2 separate regions of the Mus musculus genome follow, and region 1 is linked to region 2. The links are chromatin contacts, found by Hi-C in ENCODE. All regions are on one chromosome and are shown on one strand. Each heading gives the region's core, a stretch centred on a gene start or an enhancer-like site at or near the end of the contact. The rest is flanking DNA. Distances are from core to core; before and after follow the strand shown.

Region 1 (3,164 bases), core at 288-2,787, 1.4 Mb after region 2:
AGAAAACAGGCTGAGCAAGCCAGGGGAAGGAAGCCAGTAAGCAGCCCTCCTCCATGGCCTCTGCATCAGCTCCTGCTTCCAAGTTCCTGCCCTGTGTGAATTCCTATCTTGACTTCCTTCAATAATGAACAGCAATGTGCAAGTGTAAGCTAAATTAACCCTTTCTTCCCCCACTTGCTTTTTGGTCATGGTGTTTCGTTGCAGCAAGAGAAACCCTAACTAAGACATGCATTGACCTGGCTAAGCCAGGTGCTCAGATATTTAGAAAAACACTATTGTGAATATTAGGGGATGTAATTTACATTTAAGTTGGTAGACTTTGGGTAAAGCAGATTGTCTTCCAAGTTGGAAGCCTGGATATTACAAAAGCTAAGATTCTCTTAACACAAGGAGGATTCTTTAGCTTATGGTTTTCACAGTTAATTTACAGCACAGACTCTTCCTGGCCCCCACAACACTCTGCCTTTGAACTTGAACTTTGATCTGATCTTCTGAGTCAACAGCCACTAACCTCTCACTAGATTTTGAACTCACCAGCATTCCGAAGTCATTTCTTTTACACACACACACACACACACACACACACACACACACACACACACACAACTTCTATTTCTCCGAAGGATCGTGACTAATGCTATTTCTAAGTCAAATCGTGCTGTCTTCTTTCCCTAACTACTAGCCCTGTGCCCACTGACTTTGACATAAGGGTAAAAGAGGAAACTTCTGCTTTTCTCAAATTCCATGATACTATTGCTCCAGGTGACTTTCTTTCCCAAAGCCAGCTAAATGAAGACTGAAAATGGAAGGTGGGGGGGGGGGGGCAGGGGAGTTAATGGAGAGAAGATTCACCAATAAAGAGCGTGTCCTCTCAGAGAGGACCCTAGTTCAGTTCCTTGCGCCCATGTAGCAGGCTCAGAACAGTCTTATATTGGCGCTGATTAAGCCTGACAAGGTCGACCCCACCCCCAACCCCCATATCATTTTATCTCCTTTTCATACAATATTAGCACATTCCTACTTGGTGAACAGGAAGACTGATCTACACATTAACTTATGTACATCCTGGAACATCCAGAACATACAGAACATCCAATGTCAAGTATGCCTATGCTCTTTATTTAGTATTCTCCAAAGTATCTACATGACTAGATATGACAGCAATGTCAGTTTTCCCAGGGACACCTCCTATGCAAGGCTCTCCTCCACCAATTACCACGCCCTGAAAGTTAAAACAATTTAAAAGAAAATGCTCCCTATCCTGGTATCATTCAGAAATTAAGTCCAGAAAGTCTCCAAAGCGCTGGACTTGTGAGGAACCACTTCGCCTCGCTCCGCCTCTCGCCACGTCCACGCCCTCAACTGGCGGAGGGGCGGAGCCCTCCAAGCCAATCCCCTTTCTTCCGGGCCCTCCTTCCGCGCGTCTTTCAAAGACTTCCTCTGAACCAATGAGTAGTCAGAGGCTGAGCAAGGCCCCGGAGTAAGAAACAGAGCGAGGATATGATTGGTTTCTGGAACGCCCCGCGCCACCTCCTACGTGGGCGGACCAATGGACTGACGGGGGCGGGCTCTTCGCGGGCGGTGTCCTAAAGGCTGCGAGGGCGGCGGCACTGGTTACGGCGAGTGGCGACCCGCGATGAAGCCGGTGAGTGGGGCTGTCCGGGACCCGAAGGATCCTCGCCACGGGGCCAGACGCTGGACCGCCTCGGCTGCGTTGCTGGGCGGCCAGCGGTGCGATTCGCACAGTAACCGCCCTGCGCGTCGGGGAGGCTGAGTGGCAGATCTGTGGCACTGCGGTTCGCTGCCCACCTGAGGGGCCTCACGACGACCCTGCCAGAGAGGGCCAAGCCATTCAGCTTGACAGCTCAGATGCAGAGGCTGTCACGGCCGGGGTTGTGGGTGGCTTGATGCCTCAGATGCAGAGGCTGTAACGACCCCGTTTGTGAGTGACATCACGATAGCCACCCTCCCTCAGAAAGCTCAGGGCACTGCGTCTTGTTTCCTGCAGGTCAGAATCCCTGGGCCTGAGGAAGGCAGGGACGTCTAAGCCTGTTAGCATTTATCCACAGCAGGCTGAGAGGGGTGGAGTGAAAAGTCACACAAGCTTAAAATCTGGTTTTATAGGAGAAAGAAAAGGGGTCTTAGCCATGACTTGGAAGCCCCACCTGACATATCGTTTCTACCTCATAGCTGACACTCCACTTAAAGGCTTCATTTGGGTTCCGTTGTGTTTTATACCAAAGAGCAATCCAAAGAAACCGCAATCTATAATTTCAGCCAGTTATCACCTGTTCCTCCAGCAAGACCTTTCTAGAAGAGCTTGAAAGCCAAGCAGTCAGGTGGTTACTCTTGCAAGTCTTGTGTCCACTGTGTCAGCTGCCTACCGACTGCATTGTTGCCAGAGGAAGAGTGAGCTATCTGACCTCTGGTATAGAGGAACTGAACACACGTAGAGCTCGCTATTTCCTCCTCTCTTGAGATCTACCTCCTCTGGCAAGCACAAGTGAGTCCTCTGTAGTCCACTGCTGCCTGGGAAGGGGTAGATCTGGATGGATGTGGGAATCACACAGCCGCAGTCTACTTTCTCCTTTTGACATTCTTTAAAACTAATATTTTTGTATACACGTGTTGTTCAAATGTCTGATCTCAGATGGTTCCAATTAGGGAGTGGAAAGGGTTTTTTGTTTGTTTGTTTGTTTGTTTTTGTTTTTGTTTTAGAAAGGGGATGAGCAGTGTCCACTGGCTTTGTCTCTTCTGGGTCATCTCTACTGAATACACAATCCTCCACCCTTCCACCCATATTGTGTTTTCTTTTGAGCCAGCCTGGCCATGTATACCACTGCTCTAGAACTTGTGCCTCAGTCTCCCCAATGCTGACATCAAAGCTTTGCACCATCATACCTGCCTTAGCTCTTGAATTTTCACACTGACTGCTTTAACTTCCTAGTCTACCTACAAACCTGCAGGTTCTTCCTTCAGAGCTTAGCTCAATGGTCTCTAAGAAACCCTTCCCTGTTCCCTAAATGCTCAGTCATTCCTTCCACTCTACAGCACATGGTTTCTGCTAGTTTAACACCTTTGCCATCCTGTAACCTTGCACACCGCTGTCTCTCTAGCTGTGTTGAAGGTAGACAGCATATCACAGGGTCTTCAGGTCTTCAGAG
Region 2 (3,153 bases), core at 643-3,142:
TACGTGCGCTCTGGGAATCAGATTTCTGGTTCTCAGTCTTGCACTGCAAATGATTTACTCTCTCAGCCAACCTCTCCAGCCTCCCTCTAACTCTTGGTTCTCCTGTTTCCATATTCCCCAGGCTGATTACAGGTGTGTCCCACACCATACTGGACAGCAACATTCCATCAGTTTCTAGCGTTCATTACTAACTAGATGAGGACAGGCATTGGTCTGGTTAAACACAAAGGATCTGATGAGAGCCAAACCTCTTTTTAAATGAGATTTATAAAATCCAAAGGAAAAAAAAGCCTTTCTTCCTAGTCATAAAGACACAGTTTATGATGCTGACAGAGGTCATGCCTAATTACAATCTAATAAAAATTCAGGTGAGGTGGCAAAGACCTGGATTCAGTGCTAGGGAGGCTGAAGCATGGACTGTGTGGGACTCAAGGACAGCAGGCTACCCAGTCACACCTATCTCAAACACACACACACTTTAAAACTAATTATTGGAGTTGATTAAACATGGAGATTTTTTTAAAAAGCTGGTTCTAAGGTACCCCTCTCTACTACTCCCCCCCCCACCCAAGTTCAAGGCTAGCCCCTGCTACACAGGCTGTTTTATCAAAACAAAACTACAAGAAGCCTTCATTCTGTAGCACTTAAAGGTCACCACCTAACTTCCTCTCTAAGTTTGGTTGTAAACTCTAACTAAAAGCCCCTCCCCCTCTACCCAGTAGGGTTTAACTTCTAAATTAGCATTTGTTTACAATGCTTGAGTATTGCCTAAGCCCTAGTCCAGTGAACCTCTAGTCAATGAATAATGAATGACGTAAGGTATTATCTAGAAATCACATTTCAGAAAGTCATGTAGAAAAAAAGATTGCCACATGGCCACAAGTGAGAAGACAAAAGACATACACCCAACTTCAAGTTTGGTTTCCCAGCCTCTGAATGAGTCTGGATATAGATGGGGAGCGGCTGCTTCCTGAAAAACAGCGGAGCAACAAGTAGGAAGATTGAAGACCAGGATTCACACATTTCTAAACATGATCTGCAGCCAAATCAAACTCGCTGTGATAGGTTACAGGTAGACAGACAGATAAGTAGACAGCTCCGAGTATCTTCATGAAAGGTAGTATTTCATGAAGCAAGAAGTCTTTCCCGTTAGTGTACTTAATCTACACGATCTGATTAGCCCCAAGTCTAGTTGCACAGTTGGGAGCACCGAGTTTCCAAGACTAGCCCTAAGGTTAGTTAACACTCATCAACAAATGAGTGGCCTGGAATGAGGATCCTCTCATTTTCCCATAGAGCATTACTGCAGGAAAGTCAACAGATGACAATCTTTGCATCATGGAATCTGTTTGAATCATACAATTCCTACCTTAATGAATCCATTTCCTGAGACCTACTCTTGGATTAATTAATCCCAAACAAACCCCCATTTATTTTTTTACAGGAACAAATTTTATGCTTGCCTTACATAAACATTAGCTCTAACACATAATAGAAACCACACAGTTGGTGTTTCTAGAGGTTCAAGTTCTAGGTTCCCCCACCCCAGGTTTCATACAGTCTGCGCAGCTGGGGCTCTTCAGAGCCGGTGCTTGTCTTCAGCGGCTCTGACCGCTACACCCGTAAAAGGGAACCGAGGGTTCGCGCCCTTTCATAGGGACGGCGGCAGAAAAGGTGAGGACCGTCCCCCATTCCCACGCCACGGACACTCCTAGGCCCTCCAAGACCCTGCCCGGCCAGACTGCCGGGCATCAAGCTTTGCCGCCCGGCTCCCGGGCAGGGCGTCTCAGCCTCTGCGGTCCCAAGCCCGCCAGCCCTCGCGTCCCAGCCCCAGGCCGCCTCACCGCACTGGAGCGGACCACGCTCCAGTCCCGGCGCGTCAGTCTCCCTGCGGGTCAAAGCGCCGCCGCATCCGGATCCGGCTGCAGCTCCAGCCCCGCCCCCCGTGCGCCCCCACGCGCCGCAGCCGGAACCGCCAGGCCAAACGTGGCCGGACCAACGCCTCTGCCCTGCCCCGCCCTCACGCACCGCTGCGCACGCGGAGGCACGGCCACGCACACCACTCCTGGGCTCCGGAGGCGAGGCGGGGCGGGGCGGGGCGGGGCGTGGGGCAAAGACCAGGGGCAAAGCTTGCGTCATCAGTTTACCTTCCAGACTTGCCTTTCGCTCACTGCACGAGAGTACCACCGTCGCTCTCACACCTTATCTGAAAATAAAGCCATAGGAGTATAAGCAGCCTACCGCGATGACCGGTGTGGGTTCCTTTCATTCTCCGAGCCCTAAGGCTCCTACCCTGTCAGTCCCATCGTCCCCCTCCCTCACTTGCATGCAGTCCATTAACAGGACTGGTGATTACATCTCCTGATTGTCAAATGTCTGAGACAAGGCTGGGCTTCTGTCTTCTAGAAACTGAGCTGGAACCACTCACCCTTGAGCTCTCTTGAGCTTTCCACTGCAGCCCTTTGCTTCCTATGACACCCGGAACATTTCAGCTTACTCTGGGCAAGAAGTGGCTACGTTCTCCAGGCAGTGAAGAGTGGGGTAGAGGCCAGGGCCCTGAAAGCATCTTACAGTATACAGCAAATACTGTGCTTGTTCTGTAATCTCAGTCCTGGGAAGGTTCCTACCTCCAGTGTCTCTCTCTTAAGTGTCATTTAGTGTCATCTGACAAGTGAGGAAGCAGAGATTTGGAGATATACATACATACATACATACATTCACACACACACACACACAGCGAGTGTGTGTGTGTGTGTGTGTGTGTGTGTGTGTAGTACTTGGTGCATGCCTTTAATTCCAGCACTAGAGACCAGAGGCTTTGTGCATCTCTGTGAGTTCAAGACAGTTCTACACAATTAGATCAAATACAGCCCCGAATATGTAGAGAAATGCTGTCACTAGATAGATAGATAGATAGATAGATAGATAGATAGATAGATAGATAGGGGAGGAGGAAGAAATGTCTTGAATATACCAAGACGTATACCACTTCCATCTCTGAACTCATTAAAATATTTGTTTTTTTTAAAGATTTATTTATTATATGTAAGTACACTGTAGCTGTCCTCAGACACACCAGAAGAGGGAGTCAGTTCTTGTTACAGATGGTTGTGAGCCACCATGTGGTTGCTGGGATTTGAACTCTGGACCTTT

Evidence for each region. A loop is a pair of places that touch in the nucleus more often than their neighbours do.
Region 1: a loop to region 2 is called in a map of T-helper 2 cell, with 4 times the contacts of the local background. The contact joins the promoter of Cdkn3 here to the promoter of Gnpnat1 in region 2. A Hi-C loop is called at or near these places in 2 of 37 maps with a recorded cell type or tissue (T-helper 2 cell and regulatory T cell).

What each region holds. Positions count from the first base shown.
Region 1 is chr14:46,759,004-46,762,167 of GRCm38, forward strand. It overlaps Cdkn3 (cyclin-dependent kinase inhibitor 3), which reads left to right and starts at 1,538. Exons shown (of 8, transcript NM_001360041.1): 1 at 1,538-1,645. The coding sequence starts at 1,637.
Region 2 is chr14:45,386,904-45,390,056 of GRCm38, forward strand. Gnpnat1 (glucosamine-phosphate N-acetyltransferase 1) reads right to left here and starts at 1,893. Exons shown (of 6, transcript NM_019425.2): 1 at 1,845-1,893.